Regions from separate parts of the Homo sapiens genome. Here region 2 is linked to region 1. A link is a loop called in an ENCODE intact Hi-C map of the cell type or tissue named here. Cell type or tissue: Caco-2. All regions are shown on one strand. Links, peaks and the distances in the headings refer to the core of each region. The heading gives the core; the rest is flanking DNA.

Region 1 (11,010 bases), core at 2,030-10,029:
CAGCTGGTAGATGTCAGTCAGCCTTCTCCAGCATCTCCAGTGCTTATTCAAGGGATCACAATCAAAATGTCCATGGCGGAAGGGATGAAGGTTAGGCACAGGCTTACCGACAATGGTTCCCCTCACCAAGGCTGGTCTGGCTATGCCATGGCTGAGTGTGTAACTTGCCAGTAACAATAGCTTGGTGTAGTAGGCAGCCTCTAAGATAGTTCTCCATGAAACTCATCTTCTGATACTCATGCATTTGTGTAATTCTCTCCCTTTTAGTGTAGGTTGGAACCAGTGACCTGCTTTTAATGAAGGGAACATGGCAAAAGTGATGGGATATCTGACATTATGTTGCAAAAAGACTTGGCTTTCATCTTGGGTCCTGTCTGGTTCTCCTCTGCCTCTGTCTCTGTCTTTCTCTTCCCCCTTCTCACAAGTTGCCATATTGAGGACACTCGGCAGCCTGTGGAGAGACTCACATGAGGAAGAGCCAAAGCCTGCCAGCAACCATGTGAGTGAACCTGGAAATAGATCTGAGGCCTGCCAACAGGCACATGAATGAGTTTAGAAGTGGATTTTCCAACCTCAGTTGTCCCTTAAGTGACTGCACCCTCGGTGACAGCTTGACTCCATCCTCGTGAGAGACCCTGAGCGAGAGGCACCCAGCTCATTGCTCTCTCCTGGATTCTTGACCAACTCAAACTGTGAGATGATAATTGTCTGTGGTTTTAGGCAGGGAAGTTTTGTAGTAATTTGTTACATAGCAATGGGTAACTAATATGCCTGGGGATAGTTTGATTACATTGTACCCCTTGCCTGAAGGAGGCAATGCTCTGCACTCACTGGGATAATCACTTACTCTGGGCATGGATTTATCTTTCCTGTCTGCCTGCATCTGCAAGTGTCACCATCCACGGACTTACTGAATGCTGCATTTGTTGTCATGATATTTCACATAATATTGCATCTAATCAAGGAAAAAATATATAGCAAAACAAGTGAGACAATGTGCCAATGCTCACAGGACTCATTGGGATTACCCTGTAACTTCATTCCCCAGAACCACCTGGCCTTTTTTGAACAATAGAATGGCCAATTAAAAACTCAAATACAGCACCAGTTGGGAGAAAAAACCTTGAAAAGTTTGAGTGATCTCTTATAGGTGAGACATAGGCTCTGAACCCCAGACCAATATGTGGTATTCTCCTATAACCGAAATACAATAGCCAAATAGCCAAAATACAAATACAAAATACATTGGTTACCAAGGGGTTGAAGTAGGAGTGGCACCCCTTGCCACTAAACCTAACGACTTGCAAAATATTTGCTTCCTGTCCTTGTGACTCTGGGCTTTGTTGATTTAGATATATTAGTACATTAAGGAGGTATAAATGGCCTTTCATTATCCATTTCACTCTCAACTTTTTAGCAATAAAACTCCCCTATTTTTAGCTGGGCACTTGGTTGTCAAGCAAGAACCCACTGTTATTAAGCTTTCTTGTTTTAAAATGTGATCAAATCACTAAATTTGGGTCAATGATGTGAGCAGAATTCATGTGGGAAACTTCTGGGTTACGGCTATGGTTTGAATGCATCTTCCAAAATTTATGTGTCAGAGACTTAATCCCCAATGCAACAATGTTGGGAGGTGGGGTTTTAAAGGAGTGATTAGGTCATGGGGGCTCCACCTTCATGAGTGGATTAATGAATGCCGTTTTCTCGAGAGTGGGTTATTGTGGGGGCGGCTTTGTTATATGGGCTCTCTCTCCTGTGCATACCCTTTTGCTATTCTGGCTGCCACCTCCTGCAGCACAGAGGCCCTCACTAGATGCCAGCACCATGCTCTGGACTTCCCAGCAGCCTCCAGAACCATGACCCAAGTAAATGCCTATTGTTTATAAATTACCCAGTCTGTGATATTCTCTTACAGCAGCAGAAAATATACTAAGACAGTGATCTCCTTAATGTTCAAGCTGCCTACACAGAATTTCTCTGTCCCTTCCCTTGGGTTAGTATGAGGGTATGGAGGTAACACATACCTTCATACTCCTGTGTATGAGGAGTTGAGGAGGTGGCAGGAGCAAGGATATTGGAGGGAGCTGGATCTTGGCATCACTTCGTATAGCAGATCCACACTGGCAGGTCTGGACCTCTCACCTTTGGAGAGCATATCTCTGTTTCATTACAGAAAAAGAAATTTTAATCTTATTTAATCCACTGTACTATTGAGTTTCTTTGGTATAGCAATTAACCTGTACCTTAACTAACATAGCAAGAATGCTACTACCAGGGACAAAATAATGATTTCATAGAATTAGAAGTTCAGACTTATTTCTGTCCATTTAAGGCTTCTCAGGACACTGTACACATAAGCAAAACAGAGGATAATCTCATGTTAGGTGGGATGATTGATGGTGATTATATTATTGATATAGGGTTGTCATACAATGGGAGCAGGAAGGTGCTCACTTTAAAACCCAAGAGGGAAAACATAGTGATCCTAACCAAACCCCAAACCAACCAAGCCAAACCAACCCCCAAGGGATTGTCTGGTGTGCTGGTTGCAGGGGAAAACCAGTAGAGTAAGACCACCAAAGACTCTATTCTTTAGGAATGAATAATTGGGTTTTCCCCATCAGGTAAGATAATCCTGTCATGAATAATACCATTATACATCACTTAATGATGGAGTACATTCTGAGAATGACTCATTAGGTGGTTTCATCATTGTGTGAACATCATAGAGTGTAATTCCACAAACCTAGATGGTATAACATACTACACACCTAGGCTATATGGTACAGCCTATTGCTCCCAGGATACAAACCTGTACAGCACGTCACTGTACTGATTACTGTAGGCAATTGTAATACAATGTAAGTATTTGTGTATCTATATAGAGAAAAAGTACAGTAAAAATGTGGTATTATAATCTTATGGGACCACCACTGTATATGTGGACCATCATTAGCCAAAATGTCCTTATGCAGTACATGACTGTATATAGATGTATTCAGCCCTCAGGATCCATGGGCTCTGCAACTGTAGATTCAACCAGCAGCAGATTAGAAATATTTGGAAAAAAAAGAAAAATAGCAAGACAACAGTAAAAAATAATACAAATGGAAAAACCAGTAGAGTATAACAACTGTTTACATAGCATTTACATTGTATTAGGTATTATAAGTAATCTAGAGATGATTTAAAGCATATGGGGGATGTGCATAGGTTATCTGGAAATCCTACACCATTTTATGTAGGGACTTGAGCATCCTTGGATTTTGGTATTTGTAGGGAGTCCTGGACTCATTCCCCCATGGATACCGAGGGATGACTGTGTGCATATATATATAGTCAACCTCCACATCCATGGGTTCCATATCTGTGGATTCATCCAACCTTGGATCAAAAACATTCTGGGAAAAAATTCAGGCCTCTGGGCCTAAGGACAGAGAAACTGAGCCAGGCTTTCTCCTCCAGGGGTAGCTCTCCTGCTTCATTCACAGGGATGTGAAATGAAGGTGGAACATCAGCTCCCTAGAAAGGAGTTTGTGTTAAGGCTCTTTGTGGGTCTGAAAACTACCCTGACAAGTCCAGGATAGGTGGTCAACTTGATTGATTGGTGGACATATAGGCACATAAATGGATGGGCAATTGGCCAGATGAACAGAAGATGGATAGGTGGAGATGTGGATGGTTGGCTGAATGACTGAAGGGCTAGGTGACCCCTGAAAGTGGGGGTGATGCTCTCAGAGTGTGTGTGAAGTAGAAAGAGGCTCTTGAGGAATTGCCCCACTGAAGGAGGGGACCTCTGGCTTGGAAGGTCATCAGAGGTCTGTTTTGATTTTGGAATCGAGAAAGACAGTCTTTTCTTAAACTTGAGACCTGACAAAGAATGTCCAATATTTCTATTAGTCACAGACTCTGGGGACCAAGCCTGTAGCCTGTGTGTAGTGTGTATTGCCATGAGTGAGGTGTGAATTGTGTGTAGTTTAAGTGTGATGGGCCTATGGGTGTTTGTGGTGTATTTGGTGGAGGGTAGTATGTGGAAGGTGGGTGTCTATAGGCTGCCCTCTGGACTGATTTTTCTCCAGCCTTCAGCATAGCTTCTATCTGGGGTGTCTGGAGATGTCTTTCATCTCTCTTTTAATCAGAGCTCCTGTTTCTTGGACCCAATGTCTTTCTCTTTCTTAGCTTACTTTTGTTTTGGGAGGGTATACACTTCAGTAGCTCCATGTGCTATTGGATGGTGGAATACAATTTTTGGTACTTTGCACATCTGAAAAAAGTATTCTATTTTTGTACTTGATTGAGAGTTGGCTGGGTATAGTAGTCTAGATGGAATTAATGTTTCTTTAGAATTTCTAAGGTATTGTTTTGTTGTCTTCAGGCTTCCAATGCTGTGTTGAGATATCTGAATCCTTACATAGCCATCTCCTGTTTAATATCAATAATCTGTTCATGAAAATCAGATGTTCTGTGTGAATATGCTACCTGGGAACCTATTTCTCATCACTTTGAGTGGTAAAAAATATTATGTGATACATGTCTACCCTAAACCTTCAACCAATTGCCTAAAACATAATAAAGTAACATGTTATCATAAATAACAAGCTATTATGTTTGGATAGAAAATGCTTAAAACATCACACCTGATCATCAATTAACATGGTTGTTAACAAACAGTTGCGTTGTATGTAACAACATAGCCTGTCTTCTAGCCAGCAACATTCAATACGCACATTCTTTCTCAGGACGCCTATTTCAAATTATCTCTCTGTGTATTTAGAATGTAACCCAAGACTATACAATGCTTTTGTTGAAATGTCTGGAGTTTTTGGAATGAAATATGAAGTTTTCTCACATAAACACCAGCTGAGAATGATGCACATTTAAAAATATTGGGAACATGCTACTTTAATCACCTTAAAATTGCTTTTGTCAGAAACAAAAAGGAGTTTCTTGTCTCTTTTCAGCTTAGAAAGATGTTGAAAAGTTCTTTTGGGGGGTGGGGTAGAGAGAGATTGAGAGAGAGAGAGACTCTAATCTTGAAACTGTTGTGTACAAATTGATTTAAAGGTGTTCAGAGGATTGATTCCCAGAAATTGCTTTCTATTTGGAAATTCTCTTCTGAATATAAATTTTTAAAGCATTTTATTGAGACGTAAAACTTTATTTGTAAAGGTGCGAAATTTTTCTTTTGAAATGCCTACTTAAAAGATGAATATATGGATGTGACCTGGCGAGACAGTTTGGATGCTTGGGACAAATCTGATGAGCAAATATATCTGTAGATTTTAGTGTTTCTTAGATCACCATGATTTCAAGATACAATGAATAGAATGGCCAAGAACTCAAGCCACGTTTGCTTTAAGGCTTTAAACTTTTCTCTAAAACTAAACTAAAAACAAGCCTAATGGCTACTGATTTTTGGCCTGTGGCCATTTAAATGTTTCCGACTTTGATCTGTGATTGCTTTACTTCATCAGGGCTGCTGAAGTCTGTCTCTGTTCCCTTTTTATTTAGAAAGTATATCAAACCTGATACCAAAAAAGTTAGTGATTTGATTTGAGCACCACCCATTTTATGTTTACACGTTAAAAAATTAAACATTTTTTACAGACAGGCAGAACAGAGAAGATTGTAGTGAATCCGCATATGCCAATTACTCAAGTTCTGCTATTTTGGGATTTTGATAACACTTTCTTTGTTTTTTGTTTTTTGAGACGGAGTCTTTCTCTGTTGCCTACAGTGCAGTGGCACGATCTCAGCTCATTGCAACCTCTGCCTCCTGGATTCAAGCGATTCTCCTGCCTCAGCCTCCCGAGCAGCTGGGATTACAGGCATGCGCCACCATGCCCAGCTAACTTTTATTTTTTATTTTTAGTAGAGATGGGGTTTCACCATGTTGACTAGGCGGGTATCAAATTTCTGACCTCCAGTAATCCACTCACCTTGGCTTCCCAAAGTGCAGGGATTACAGGTGTGAGCCACTGTGCCCGGCCTCAATTCTTATATCTAGAAACCATGGATGGTCTTAGAAATACTGAAATCTGGAAATACAATTTTGCTCATTAGATTTGTTCCAAGCATCCAACCTATCTGGCCAGGTCATATCCATATGTTCACCTTTTAAATAGAAGTTAAAAAAAGTTTTGTGTCTTCACAAATCAAGTTTCATATTTCAATAATATATTTAAAAATCTTGTACTTACAAGGAAATTTCCAAGTACAGCGTAATTTGTGAGAACCCTTCCTTTGAAAACACCTTAAAATCTATTTGTAAATGGCAGCCTCGAGGTTACGGGGTTCCTAATTTCCTCTCCCTCCCACCTTCTTCCTTCTCGCCTTCCCATTTTTTTTGTTCCTTTCCTTTCTTTCCCTCTTCAGTTCTTCTTTAGCCTTTATTTCCCCCCTTTCTTCTTCCTTCATCCATATCCCCACCACCCAGAAGGTGCTGCCTTTTGAGGATAAAAACAAAAATTACTTTACACATGTTAAAACAGCATTGCAAATTACAGCAGTTCTGAGCTCCATTGTCCTCCTCCTCCTCATAGAAGACCTTGGCACACATTATTACAAAGGGAGGAAAAGAAAATTCCAAGTTATTGTCCTTCCTACTTGAGGTGTGATGTGGAAAGAGCAGATGTATGGTCAATTATAACAATTTTCTTTAATAATTTTATTTTTATATTTTAAATTTTTCTTTATTTTTCCTTAAAATTAAAAAAAATAAAGACAAGTTTTCACCATGTTGGTCAGGCTGGTCTCAAACTCCTGATCTTGACTGAGCTGCCGGCCTCTGTGTCTTAAAGTGCTGAGATTACAGGTGTGAGCCACCATGCCTGGTGATATTTTAATTTTTATTGAGTGCCCTTAAGGCTCCTCCTTGGCAATTGTATTTAGGCAGAGTTTATTAATCTGTGAGTACTCCCCTTCAGTGTTTGACATTTTCTAAAGAAAAAAGTCTCCACTAGAGGGAAGTGTTTGTTTAGATCATTCCTGGACAGTGATTCCACTGCGTGAGAATTTAAGTCCTTTCAAGAATTTCTTAACACGTGGTGTGTGTGAGACGTTGCAAAAATAATATGTCCCACTAGAGGGAGCCATTTACCCAGATTATCTCTGGAATATTGAGTCTATGACCTGAGAATTTGGTCCCGTCTACACGTAGACATGCTAAAAGCAATGTCCTAGGTCCTCAGCCCCCACCTCCCATTCCACAGTTCCCATGGATGCCTTATACAGGAATTATTTTCACATCATAATAACTTTGAAATGGAAGATGGGATAAATTTGCAAGCTACTAATGCAGTGTGCTAGTGCTTAATATGAGACTGCATATTGTTGGCAGATACAGCATTTGTTTACCTTAACCTGGCTCATAAATTGTGTGTCTATGGGGTTTGGTGAAAGGAAAGAAAAACATTCACTCAAGACTGACTCAGTTTGGGAAGTAAGCAGATGGGTACATCCTCCTCCTGCCTATTTTCTTTTCTTCTTCTTCTTTTTTTTTACTTTGTCACCCAGGTTGGAGTGCAGTGGTGCCATCTTGGCTCACTGCAGCCTCCACCTTCTGGGCTCAAGCAATCCTCCCACCTCAGCCTCCTCAGTAGCTGGGACCACAGTAGCTGAGCCACCATGCCCTGCTAATTTTATTATATTTTATTTTTTTGAGATGGAGTTTTGTTCTTGTAGCCCAGGCTCAAGTGCAATGATATGGTCTTGGCTCACTGCAAACTCTGCCTCCCAGGTTCAAGTGATTCTCCTGCCTCAGCTTCTGAAGTAGCTGGGATTACAGGCGTGCACAACCACACCTGGCTGATTTTTTTTTTTTTGAGACGGAATCTCACTCTTGTCAACCAGGCTGGAGTATAGTGGCACGCTCTCGGCTCACTGCAACCTCCACCTCCCGGGTTTAAGTGATTCTCCTGCCACAGCCTCCTGAGTAGCTGGGATTACAGACACCTGCCACCTCATCCAGCTAATTTTTGTACTTTTAGTAGAGATGGGGTTTCACCATGTTGGCCAGGCTGGTCTTGAACTCCTGACCTCATGCCTGCCTTGGCCTCCCAAAGTGCTGGGATTACAGGCATGAGCCACTGCGCCTGGCCAGCTAATTTTTTTTTGTATTTTTAGTAGAGACGGGGTTTCACCATGTTGCCCAGGCTGTCTCAAACTCCTGCACTCAAGCAATCCACCCACCTCGGCTTCCCAATGCTGAGACTACAGACGTGAGCCACTGCACCTGGCCCTCCTGCCCATTTTCTGAACTTTTTGAGAAATACATATTCAGAGTGGGCAGCTCTAGGCACCTCTCTTATATACCATCTGATAATTTTATTATCAGGGGACAGAGTCCTTGGAGAAGGGTGGCCCAGAAATGCTCCCGACGAGAGTGTGGGACTTCAGGCCACAAGTGACTTTTGAGCTTTTCTGGAGACTTTACAATCTTATTTCACATAGAATATGCATTCAAGTCAGGGTCCTTGGGACTAGAATTTCAAAATCCACCAGGTCAGTATCCCCATCTGAGTCTCACCTTGGAAGCCAGTTGCCCAGTGGGGAGAGCATTGAATGCTCCAGAAGAAAAAGAAATAGTTCTGCCTCAGTTGGCCTCCTGTTTAGAGCTTATTTCCTTGATAACTTCCTGTAGTCTGTGACCATACATGAGAAGAAACCAGGTTCAACTTCCTGATTTTATCAAATCAATTTCAACTTACATGGGAAAACACTCTCTTATCTCAACTTCTTAATCCTAGATCCTTAATCAAGGGTCACCATGTGTTTGCCACATATATTTACTTTTTGTTAGTGTATTGGCTAATTTTCATTGATTCATAAATCACCCTAATACTTAATGGCTTATACAACATCATTTATTTAGTTTATGATTTTGTGGGTTGGCAATTTAGCATAGGCTTGTTTGGGTAGTTCTTCTGTTGGTCTTTGATAGGCTCACCCATGCCTCCTCAGTGGCCAGCTGGGGAGTTCTGCCATGGGGTTTGTGTGTATGTGAGACTATTGTCAGGTGGGATGATGGGGGCAAGTGGATTACGTGTCTTTTGTCATCTAGTAAGCTAGCCCAGGCTTGTTCACATGGTGGTCAGAGGATACGTTTTTTGAGTTTCTGCTCGCATTATGTTTGCTGGTGTCACATTGCCCAAAGCAAGCCACATGGCCAATTCCAGAGTCAGTGTAGAAGGTCACTACCAAAGAGGGTGGCTGTAGGGAGGCAAAGAATGTGTGACCATTTCCTGCAGTCTCTGACAGTTGGTCACATTTGACATGTGGACTATGTGAGGGCTGTTGAAATACAGGAGTAGAGTGAATCCAAGAGGGATTCTAAGGGAAGAGACAACAGGAGTGGGTGACAGATAGTAGGGAAGAGTCAGGGATGACTTCAAAGTGTTTAGTCTCAAAGAGTGAAAGGTTAATGGTGCCATGGATGTCAATGGGGATGATTTGGAGTGAGTGTTGGGAATAAACTCCTCTCAGAGAAGGTGATATCTCTGCATCTCTGTTACCTCAAAAGAGGCAACATGGTGAGGGGCTAGGGATGAAAGGTAATGGGGCAATAGTGACACAGGATTTTTCTTGGTCACTTTGCAACAAGCTGGGGACCTCCAGCTGGTGATACCCCTGCCTGGGCCTTCCTTGGCCACACTACCTGCCGCAGAAGAGAGCCCGCCCACTCAACCCGCCAGGGCCATGCTTGGCTTGTGCACTGGCTCAGCCTGTGGCTGGGCCAGGTGTGCCCCTGCCCGCCTGTGTTATAACTCATACCCTTGTTTAGCAGTTCCTAAATTCTTGTCCCATGCCCAAGAAGAATGAGGATATGCCCACCATTGAAGGTGATGACGGTGGAGAATTTTATTGAGCAACAAAACAGCTCTTGGTGGAGATGCTATGGGAAGATGGTCTCTCATCTGAAGTTGGGTTGTCTCTCTCCCCATGTGCCTAAGTCCGGGGCTTTTATGGGCTCAGAATAGGGGAGTGCATGCTGATTGGTTTGTGAGTACGAAAAAAAGTAAAAAAAAAGAGGCATCACTCAAAGGTGGGCACGATAGTGTTATAAAAACCAATTAGGGAAGGGTAGGCATATATAAAATAGGTGAATGGTGGAGATCAATCAGAGGAAAGTGCACCAAACAGGAAGGCAGGTTCTCAATCTGGTCTGTGGATTTCACTTGTAGCTTGGATTTTGGGCTTTAAACTGTCTTTGGCTTGAAGGTGGGGTTTCATTGGGGATCCGCCCCTATCTACCTTGGCATTTGTCTGCCTCATGCCTCTATTAATAGGGGCAATTCTATTTCAAATAAAGGTGAAGTATAGAAGGAACATTGGATGTGGTTTGCAGAGAAGTAGAACACTGAAATGAGATACAAGATTTGGAGGAAAAAATGGGGATGAGGCAAGAGAAAGTTTGAAGACAACACTGTCTCTTAGGTTTATTTTCCTACAGAAAACCCACAGGGCCCTGGGAGCTGAGGAGTGGTAAGGACTTGGTTATTAGTGGGATAGGTAGTAGGAAGAGAGGTCCTGCTGACCTGCTGGCAAATAAACTTGGAACTTCTCCTTACTGAGTTGGAGTCTGGAAGCCCCTCATTCTTCTGGGGCTAGATGTAGATATAAACTTGGTGGGGGAGCTAGAGGAGATGTTAGCATCAGGCAGAAAAGTGAGAAGTCATCTCTCACCACATGGAACACGTTTTTCTATCTTTCCAAACATCTCATTCATTTCTCTGTTAATGAATTTGTCCCGGATTTGGAATTCTTGTCATCCATTGACTTTACCTGGTTTATTGGCAACAGTAGAGAGAAGAAACTCTTGGTAAACTTCCATCTCTTGTTATTCTTGAAAGTAATCTCTCTTGAGAAATCAACTTTGAGTATTAATTATATGTAGAGTCACTCATTTTTGTTTTCTAAAAATTGAACACAATTTTTTATACTGTTAATTGAAATGGGTATAATGAGTGTTTACATTGAACAACTCCCTAGTGGAGGGCCATGAGCTCT
Region 2 (11,010 bases), core at 1,218-9,217, 170 kb after region 1:
TACATAGGAGTTTTAAGGTGGTGGTCCACCAATGTGAGGGTGATAATAGTCAGGTTCCCTGTTACACTCAACATGTAGGTGAGAAATAGAAAGATAAAAAGCAGAACTTGCAGGTGTGGGTCACCTGTCAGTCCCAGCAGGATAAAAGTTCTTATTACTGTGTGGTTTTTCATCACTGTTCTTTGATATCTACCCAATCCTCCTTTAAAAATCACGGTTTATGAGGGGGTAGATATTTGAATTCTATAGCAAAAGGATATGCATCTAGAAGCCAAGCTGACCAGCCTACTTTTATTTTCTCCCTTTATAGAATAATCAATGTTGCCAGTGTTCCAATAACCTTTCTAAATTTCACATATATGAGCAGTGGATATCTCCTTAAGAAATCAAGTTTTGTAAAACAATCCAACTTTTTCTTTGATCATTCCTTATCCATCAGAATTTACAAATGCAGTTGATTGTAGTTTGTTACATGGAATGGATTTACAAATGGGTTAGAAAGAAATGATGTCATTTTATAGGTACTTAAACATTTTTTGTCCAGGACAAACTCTGAATATAGGATATATCCAGGTAATTAATAACATTAATTCTCTTCAGTTGTTATCATCTGAGGATTGTATTAAGATTAAATTACATTTTTCCTGAAAAACAAACAAACAACAATGACAACAGAATACAACCGTTGTCCCTGAGCCTTTCCCCGGTCTTTTTATTCTTCTCTGCTGGCATTCCTTATTCTCAACCCTCTAGTACCTGTAGATGGGTTGATGTACAATTATTTTATCTATAATGTGAGAAAAAGTTGTGTTCAAGGTTTTTACAAAATGAATATTCTCATAGGCTTTCATTTGATGTTCAGTTGTGATTCCTTTCCTTTCAAGCTCCAGAAGCAAATCTACATTTAACACCACTAAATATAGTCTTCTAGGCTGCGTCTTTTTCAATATATCTTTAGGTCCTTTAGAAAGACATCGTATGTTCTCACTTATTCGTGACATCTGAAAATCAAATCAGTTGAACTCATAGACATAGAGAGTAGAAGGATGTTTACCAGAGGCTGGGAAGTATAGTGGGGGGTTCGGGGGTAGGTGGGAATGGTTAATAGGTACAAAAAAATAGAAAGGATAATTACTATTTGATAGCACAATAGGGACACTATAGTCAATAATAACTTAATTGTATATTTTAAAATAACAAATAATATAACTGAATTATTTGTAACTCAAAGGATAAATGCTTGAGGGGATGGACAACTCATTCTCCATGATGTCTTATTTAATATTACCTCCCTGTATCTAAATATTTCATGTGGCCTATAAATACATACATTTGCTATGTACGCATAAAATTAAAAAAAATTTAAAAAGACATTAACGTCTCCTCATCTCACCCCTACTCAATTTATGCTTTAACCCTCTGTGTCCTCACTTTCACCTCCACCCCCTGAAGAATCTGCAAAGACTTCATTACTGTTGAAGCTAAGGGCACATTTAGGTTTTTAATCCTGCCTGTAATTGCTATAGTATTTTTGTTTTAAAGTTCAATAATTCTTTCAATGGGCTTCATGTCTAATACTGATATTCTTTCTATATCTGTCTTTTTATTGTTTCTCTTTTTAGTCTCCTCTTTCTCCATCTGTGAAATATTGGTATTCTCAATAATCTTCAGACCTCCTGCTTCTTGTTTTCTGTTTGTTACTCTTCTTACCCTCTACTCTTCAAGGGTGATTTGATGATCATGTATGTGATGTAGCCAAAGATCAGGTAAAAAGCATTGCTAAGTATACATCACAAGTTGGGTGTTCCACAGACACCTCACATACCACATGCTCTAAGTCAAGTCATGCTCCTTCTTTGAGATTTCTGTTCCACTGGTGTTACCTATTGCTTGTTACAGGTTAATCACTTTCATGTGGACTGCCAGGCTCTTCATGGGCAGGACCTTCCTTGATTTTCCCATCTCATCACTTACCATTTTCTTACCTTTCTTCTTCATAGCTCAAGTTGCCTTAGCATTGACTACTTGCAATTCTTCAATTTTCTACATGCTCTTGTCTGCACAGGCTAATCTTTTGACTGACTGGTGCATACATATTGATTCTTCAAGGAAATGTTCATTTACCCACACAGTGAATGTGAAACTATGCTCCTGTGTCTTTTCCCAAGTACTTATGTACTTGGTTTGGATTATATCACATTGTATTATACTCTTCACTATACTTGTATTTCTCCCGTATGTTTCTGTAAACTTCTTTAGAGACAATATTTTATATATCCTTATTTTCTCTTATATCTGGCCTATGTAGGGTTCTTGGTAAGTTTAGTGAAGAAATAAAACAGATTTGTCTACATAGTGACAGTAAGCTATATTTTTAATGCTTATTCCTGTCAGTTGGTTCAAAGTTCTTATTTTCATACCTGTTTCAAACTGCACTATCATTTTTAGTACATTCTTAGACAAAAGGCCAGACTATTTTCAATTCAAAGTTCTGCAAATGCTATTTTGCTAATACATTTTCCAGAGTTTTTTTTTGCTCTCTGAACTATTTCTTTCTTTACCTTGATATTATAATTCCTTACATGCTATTGTTATCTGCTTGGTTGTTTATAGTAATCTCTTTCCTGACCTTTTCCTTCCTAAGAACTTAGAATTTTTTTTTCCTTTTTTCCAGAATTTGATTCTCATATATCATTTTCTAGAGACTAGAATTGTTTTACTCTCTGTTTTCCTCTTTTTTTAAAGGCCAAAACCACCTACTATGTGTCTAAAGATTCATTTCTTTTCTAAGAGAGACTTCGGATTCTCTTATGGAAAAATCAGGTGGAATTCATACAGATTATATGCATGGATATACCCAAGAAGTTCAAAGATATCCTAATACTCTTAGGATCAGTGGATCTTTAGGGTCACTCAAAAGTAAACACTATGAATAGGAGCTTTGTTCTTTCTCTGTTACATCTTTTACTGCTGTGGAGACTCTGCTTGACACATAGCATGTGTTCAACAATTTTTCAATGAGTTAATGTACCTTTTATACAACTGTATCTGTATTTTTATCTCTTAAAAAGCAGAGTTTTAAAAGTTTTTTTGAAAAACCCATTTTTAAAAAGTATTTTAAAGTTTAGACAATATTAAGCTAAAAGGCTTATACTGCAATGTCAAGAAGATTAGAATTGCTGCTATGCTTATGATTATTACCAAGGTAGAATTTTCTTTTTTGTTTAAATAATTTGCTTTCTTATTTATATCCTAAAGTCTGTTTCTTTCATACCAACACTCCTAGTACATTTGCTGATTAATACAACCTGAATGTATTAGTGAAATAGTCTTTTTATTTGCATAATTCTAGTTCCACCCATCTCTTTCTACACATATTAGAAGGTTCATTTAGTTGCCCAATTTTCTGTGCTATAATAGAACCAACCTCAGTGAGGAGTGTTTTTAGAGAAACAAAAATACTTAGCATAAAGAAATATGAACAAACCTACTTCTTGTAATAGAAAAATAATGTCATTACATTTCCATAGCCTGGAATAATCATGGAGTTTAAAACACTGTATTATTCAGCTTTTCTTTGCCTGGTCAGAACCCCTCCCTCTTTTTCCAGTACATCAGTCCACCTAAAATACTACAGCATTCTAAATTTCTTATGACCCAACACTTTTGAGTTAAGGAAAACAACGCTACAATAGCAGTATATTTCTTTTTTCTTTTCTTTTCTTTCTTTTTTTTTTTTTTTTGCAGTGAATGGAAGCCAGATACAGGATAAGGTAAAAGATATGTGGGTAGGAAAAGTTTAGTTTTAGGTCTTTTTTTTTTTTTTTAATCCTGTCTTTTTTGGTGATTCTATTACCCCTCAGGAGGGGTAATCATGGTTAAGTTTCTTTGCTATGTTGGAATTCTCAGGAGTTTGGAACCAGGTATAGTGAAAAAATAACTGTGACTACTCAGCTAACAGTTTTTAAATTTTTTTCTATAATTAAATTAATTAATTTCTAATTAATGTTATACAAATTCACTCATCCTTATATTTTCAAAATGAACAGATAAATGGTAGTAATTTGGAGAATGCTGGGGAATTTAGAACACAACTTATGAAATGGGAGAAAATATTTACAGACCATATATCTGATAAGGGCTTAATCTCCAAAATACATAAAAAATTCCTACAATTCAATAGCATAAAAAAGACAATGCAATTTAAAAACAGGCAAAAGAGTTGAATAGAAATTTCTCCAAAGAAGACTTATGAGTGGCCAAAAGGTATATAAAAAGATGCTTAATATCATCAATTATCAGGGAAATGCATATCAAACTACAATGAGATATCACCTCACACATATAAGGATGGCTATTAAAAAACAAGAAAAACAAAACAAAAGGTAACTTTGGGCAAGTACATAGAGAAATAGAAACGCTTGTACACTCTGGTTAGAAATGTAAAATGGTGTAGCCACCATAGAAAATAGTATGAAACTTTCCTCAAAAAATTTAAAATATAACTACTATATGATCCAGTAATCCCACCTGTTGGTATATATGCAAAATTATAGAAATAAGGAGTTTAAAGAACTAACTTTACTCTTAAATATTGAGCATTATTCACAATAACCAAGATATGGAAACAACCCAAATGTCCATCAACAGATGAATGGATAAAGAAAATGTGGAATATATAATACAATAATGGAATGTTGTTCAGCTTTAAAAAGAAGAAAATCATGTGATTTGTGACCACACAGATGAACCTACAAGAGGTTATACTAAGTGAAATGATCCAGTTACAGAAGGACAAATACTGCATGATTATACTTATATATGGCATGTAAAATAGTCAAATTCACAGAAGCGGAGAGTTAGAATCTTGGTTGCCAAGGGTTGAAGTGATGGGAAAATGGGGAGTTGTTGTTCAATAGTTATAAAGTTTCAGTTATGCAGGATGAGTAAGTTCTAGAGATCTGCTGAACAACATGGTGCCTATAGTTAACAAACCTTATTGTGCACTGGAAAGGCTTAAGAGAATAGATATCATGTTAAGTGTTTATGTAAAAAAAAAAAAACCCAAAAACTAAAAAGAATCCAAGAAAACTAACTTAAGACTCACAGAAACTTTGGAGGAGTGATGGATATGTTTATCACCTTGATTGTGGTGATGGTTTCATGGTTGTGTGCAAGTGCAGTTTTTAGTATAGATTATACCTCAATAAAACTGTTAAAACGTATATAGTGAGGACCATGAGACTATCTAAATGAATCGTAACTTCTGTAAGTATTAACAGGCTGCAGCACATTCTGCAGAATAGCATTCAGCCCTAGACTCACTGGTCTAAGTTCCTTGTGAATAGACTAGGCTATCGGTGAATTGCATCTACAGGTGTAAGTTCAACAATACGGTTTGGAGAGGAGATAGAATACTTGTTCTGACGGTCTTAAAGACAAAATTTACCTATTTAATTATTGGACCTATGGTTTGCCCTTTTCTACTTTTCACCTTCTCACACGATCCTTTACCTGAACTTTGAGTTTAACCAGCCTCTCATCTCTTTTTCTCTTCAGAAATGCAATGGCACTTTTAATTTTTTTTTCAGTCTTTATATTGTATTGACTAAGAGTGAATATATCTTCCTCTTTTTCAGAAGACAAGTTGTGACAAGTGTATTTTGCCTCCACAGCTTTTGTTCTCCACACTCAACTTTCTAAATTCCCAACCTCTTTTTGCCTGATTCCCTGAGGTATACTGGCTGTGTGCATTTATTGCATGGAGTTCTCCACTCTTCTCAAGGAATTAAGCAGCTCTGGATCCTTCTCTCTCTTTGCTTTCCTGTCAGAGCACATCCACTAAATTCTGTGTTAGGATATGCTTCCACCTAGCTGTTGGAAAATATGATGCAAGCCATGCACAAGGCGAGGCTCTGTATTTTGAAACTCATTTAATTTACACTAAAATTACCACTGGCCGGGCGCGGTGGCTCATGACTGTAATCCCAGCAATTTGGGAGGCCAAGGCGGGCATTCAAGACCAGCCTGACCAACATGGAGAAGGCCCATCTCTACTAAAAATACAAAATTAGCCGGGTGTGGTGGCACATGCCTGTAATCCCAGCTACTCGGAAGGCTGAGGCAGGAGAATTGCTTGAACCTGGGAGGTGGAGGTTGCGATGAGCCAAGATCTCGCCATTGCACTCCAGCCTCGGCAACAAGAGCGAAACTCCGTCTCACGAAAGAAAGAAAGAAAGAAAGGAAGGAAGGAAGGAAGGAAAGAAGGAAAGAAGGAAATTACTACTGTAGTGTTTATCCAATGCTTTACTTTATTCTTCCAGAAATACTTGCATTTGACTAGGTTATTTAGTGTGTATAATTCTCTGAATTAGAAATATCAAAGACATTTGTCACAAGTATAGTTTTCTGGGACACAGAGCTAATACGTTTTAGCCAGGAAATAGGCAAATGAGGTTAGGCCCTAGTGGATAAATTAGAAATTAGAATAGCTGTGGTATAATTACCAAGAGTTTCATATGCACATCAATATTTGAGAACCACCTAGGCAATTAAGGAAGTTTGTTGCCCGCCCTTGACATCATCATCTAAGCTGCCTATCAGTGTTGTCCCTTATGCCATCAGCAATCACCTAATTTATATATTTATAATTTCAGGCACAAATGAAGGATGACTAAAATACTAACTGGCTTCTTTAATTTGCATTATGGGTCTTATTTTGTTCATGTCATCTCTGACCATTATGACATTCTTCAGCAAGAGGAAATGAGTTTATTTCTGTTCATGGAGCAATAACTGCTTCCAGTCCTTAGCCTGCATTAATTATTTATAATGGTAGCTACAAACATATGTCTTATCTGACAACACAGTCTCTAGGGTTCTTGCTATTTCTCCATCACTCAATGAAATTGTATCTCCTTATAAGATACCAATTAGTTTGTTATATGAATGCTTTTTCACCTGCTTTGCGTATAAAAAATTACTGCAAATATCATCAGTCTTCTGGGCCTGGGAAAATGAATTCCTTACTCTTATGGACATGTGCTTCATAAAATCCCATGTGATACATATGGCAAGGCCCATCTTGCTTTAAAGGTACCATTACAGGAAAATACATACTTATGCAGAAAGCCTAATACAAATCTGTTAAGAGAGATGGTACGAATCTGGCATAATGAGAATGAAGATGCTAACAGAGCATACTGGCCAGTAAGACACAGTCAGCTTGTCACATATGCTTACTTCTTAGTACTTCTTAGTGAAACTCTCAAGGTTTTTCAAGAAATCCATAAAACTAAAACTGTTGCCTTTGATTACCTTACTGCCCCCAAAACTGGTCTCTTTGCGAAACTCTCACACTATTCATCATCTTATTCCAGGAAAGAAAAACAGTTCCTTGTTTTCAAATATTCTGAGGTTTTTCATGTTGCCTCAATCCTCTTTCATGCAAATACCATTTTTGACTTTGTTAGATAAAGTCAATGTATTCTAAGTTTTGCTTTTATACAAGCAAAGTAGTGTACTAGTAATTTACTATGCCTTTTTCTTTGATTTTGGTTTAAGAACTAATTTTCTCCCAACTACTTCAGGGTCATGAAAAGTGCAATAAGCAGCATAAACTATGAAGTAACTGAGAATTGACATCCTTTCTGTCATCTTCGTTTTCATGCCTCTCCCTTTGAACACACACTAGGAAAAAGCTATCTTAGTGAAATAGTCTTCTACGCCTTGATCGTCTTGTGCAGTGCAGTGCATCATGAGCAACAACACAAAGGTCTCTCGGTCTTAGTGTCACTTAGACATTAAGGGAGCATTTTTGTTGAACTAATAAATATGAGGGATTGAATTATTTCTGGCCAGACATTTAACCATAAGAGAATATTTACAATTTAGAAAAAAGCTAACATTATAAGCAATGTAATATAAGCAATGTAATATGCTTTTTTGTATATATTCCAAGGATTTGGAAGCATATTTCTGTGTGTCCTTTATATTTTATGGGTGACCACAAACTACTGCATGTGTGACTACACAGGAATGCATAAATATGTCCTAGCTATGATGTTTAGTCTTGTCAAAGATCTGTTAATAGTTTAAAAACATGTTCGCTACAGTTTTCCATATTAAAAATTTGAAACAAGCTTAAACTAGCAAAATTACAGAAGAGTACTCCAACAAAAATTTCTTTCTCTTATCTCTCAAATGAGAAAGTAATTGTCATACCTACCTTAAAATACTTACTGTTTTGATAATTTTTCACGATTTCAGGTGGCAGCTCCCTAATGGGTTGAACTGTGTTGTGTTAAGGAAGTTGTAACTTTGTACTGGTTTAACTTGATCATCAACCTTCAGGTACTTCCTGAAGGATCTTGAGGTCTCCTAGTTTTGCATTTTCACGCTACAATAAACACTCTTTTTAGAAACTTCCTTATTTTACACTTTGGAAATATTTTCCTTGGACTCTGTCATAATGGTAAGAAATTTTGATGTAAGGGAGGAAAGCAACAGATTTCCTCTGATTTCAGAAGAGCAGAGAGTTAGCTTTTCTATCCCCAAAATATTTATTTTTTCTGCTCTATCTCTTGGAAGTGCACTGGGATCATATGAATAAATAGAGGATCCTTAGTGGCCAGGTTCAAACATCACTAATGAAGCTTCTGTGTAATTAACTTTGGCAAAGCAACTAAAATAGGAGGCAACAGAGACACTTTCTTTTGAGAGAGTAATGCAGAACAATAGCATCAGATAGAGGCCTGGTGCCCATGCTAATGAGAAAAATAATGCACAAGTCTGATTCTATTTCCTAATACACTTTTATAAGGATATGAGTATGTCTGTTTTTTAATAATCAAAATATTTTGCTTAATCTAATCCCCCATAATATAATTTGGTGAAGTATCTACCATATATGGAAATCAGTGTGGATGAAAGTTACTATGTATACAGAGATATTGTAAAATCAGTTCATATTGTGTTAATCATAGGATAACTTATTTACATTTGAAAAACAGAAGAAATTACATAGGTCAGATATATTATTTATTCTGTCTACAGACAATGTCTTGTAAGACCATCATTACATGGATGACCTTCAAAAACAGTTCACACCATTAAGAACCACTGTTTCAATGCATTCCAGCTTTGTAATGTTTGTTTCTGGGATTTTTAAATAAGCGTATTTAAAAGTAACATCTCAAACTGACTGTGAATGCTTTAAAAGTGCACAAAATTAGGTTTGGAGGGCTGGCCAGAAGTATTGCTTAAGGTTAAATAACAAAGAGATATGAAAGTCATAGCCTCTATGTAAATTTTTATCAATAAGATTTTATTGTTTCTTTTGTGTATGTTATGCTTCCATCATTAGATTCATTGTCAAGTATTTGTGTAGTTCTATGTTATTTTCAATTATATATAATATATAGTTATATAATATTTACATATTATTTATACATAGCATATTTTTGATATAATGATATTAGAAATTCATTTAATTTTGCAGATTACCATTGCTCCATCAACATTGTTAAACTTAATTATACTATTAAAATTGTCTATAGAATATGTTGAATGTTTTTATGTACACTTCGTAGATTTTTTAATGATTATTCAGGGCCCCTCCATTTAAAAGAAATTTATTTCTTGACCTGTAGACTTCCTTTGAAGTGAAAATATAGCAGCAACAGCCTAGGTTATGCTGCAGTAGTGAAAATTTTAGTAAAGTCATCACCTGAGATAATCTGAAAGGTAGATATATACCAAAAGCATCTGTGGCTTTATGAATGGGAATTTGGAATTAACCTGTTTGCTATAAAGAAACTGATAAAAGAATTGGCCTATTTGGCACTTGGTATGAATGGGAATAGAGAAGATCCACAAACAACTGGGAATTAGATTTGAAGATCCAACCATATCTCACCTCCCCAAGTTAAAAATAAAATTTAGTCATTCTTTGAGGTATATTAAAACCATCTCACAGCAAGAACATGCCAGTGATGTTGCTACCACATTATTTGTTTCAGCCTCTGAATCTATTAACTCAATATCTTAACATTAAGTATGTAATTTCTGTTGGGTGTGGGACTTTTTCAGAAGGACATAGCTCTGCCTTAAAAATCTCTTAAGTTTAAAGTATCTGTAATTAAGTGTAAATAGGCACTTAAAAATAATAATGAGTGAGATTATTGATATATACAAGTAAGAATCCAGCATGTTAAAAGAGGATCATGTTTTTGAGTGGTTAGCCTGGGTAGGAGAGATTGAATGTAAATCAATTTTCTGCTCCACAGTCTGTAGACAAAAAGAAAAAGAAAAAAGAAGGCTAAGAAATAAACTTAGTCCCAAGGGAGTTTTATTTTTCTTTAATGTTTGTTGAGGGAAGTCAGGGACCCTGAATGGAGGGACAAGCTGAAGCTATGGCAGAAGAACATAAATTTTGAAGATTTCATGGACATTTATTAGTTCCCCAAATTAATACTTTTATAATTTCTTTTGCCTGTCTTTACTGCAATCTCCGAACATAAATTGTGAAGATTTCATGGACATTTATCACTTCCCCAATCAATATTCTTGTGATTTCCTATGCCTGTCTTTACTTCAATCTCTTAATCCCGTCATCTTCATAAACTGAGGATGTGTGTCACCTCAGGACCCTGTGATGATTGTGTTAACTGCAAAATTGTTCATAAGCATTTATGTTTAAACAATATGAAATCTGGGCACCTTGAAAAAAGAACAGGATAACAGTGATGTTCAGGGAACAAGGGAGATAACCGTTAGGTCTGGCTGCTTGAGAGCCGGGTGGAACAGAGCCATATTTCTCTTCTTTCAAAAGCAAATAGGAGAAATATCACTGAACTCCCCTTTCTCAGCAAGAAACAGCCCTGAGAAAGAGAATGCATTCCCAGGGGTAGGTCTCTAAAATGGCCGCTCTGGGAACATCTGTCTTTCACAGTTGCAGATAAGGGATGAAATAAGCCCCGGTCTCCAGTAGTGCTCCCAGGCCTATTAGGA

The links. Hi-C counts contacts between places; a loop is a spot of excess contacts. Peaks named below come from ENCODE experiments on the same cell type or tissue, not always from the same donor. Only the 100,000 strongest peaks of a DNase experiment are listed, where the experiment ranks them.
Region 2: a loop joins it to region 1, with 30 times the contacts of the local background. A loop is called at or near these places in 11 of 110 quality-filtered maps.

The regions. Positions count from the first base shown.
Region 1 is chr12:55,615,872-55,626,881 of GRCh38, reverse strand. No RefSeq gene overlaps it. Among named protein-coding and RNA genes, the nearest start is that of OR10P1, 16 kb to the left of the region's middle. In Caco-2, for the core only: a CTCF peak has its summit at 6,973 (motif pointing right); a DNase peak (open chromatin) is centred at 7,091.
Region 2 is chr12:55,441,377-55,452,386 of GRCh38, reverse strand. It overlaps OR6C2 (olfactory receptor family 6 subfamily C member 2), which reads right to left and starts at 8,311. Exons shown (of 2, transcript NM_054105.2): 1 at 8,228-8,311; 2 at 1-1,060. The coding sequence starts at 173. All of the region lies in intron 1 of LOC124902940 (a long non-coding RNA gene), which reads left to right. In Caco-2, for the core only: a CTCF peak has its summit at 5,907; no DNase peak of the experiment used is centred there.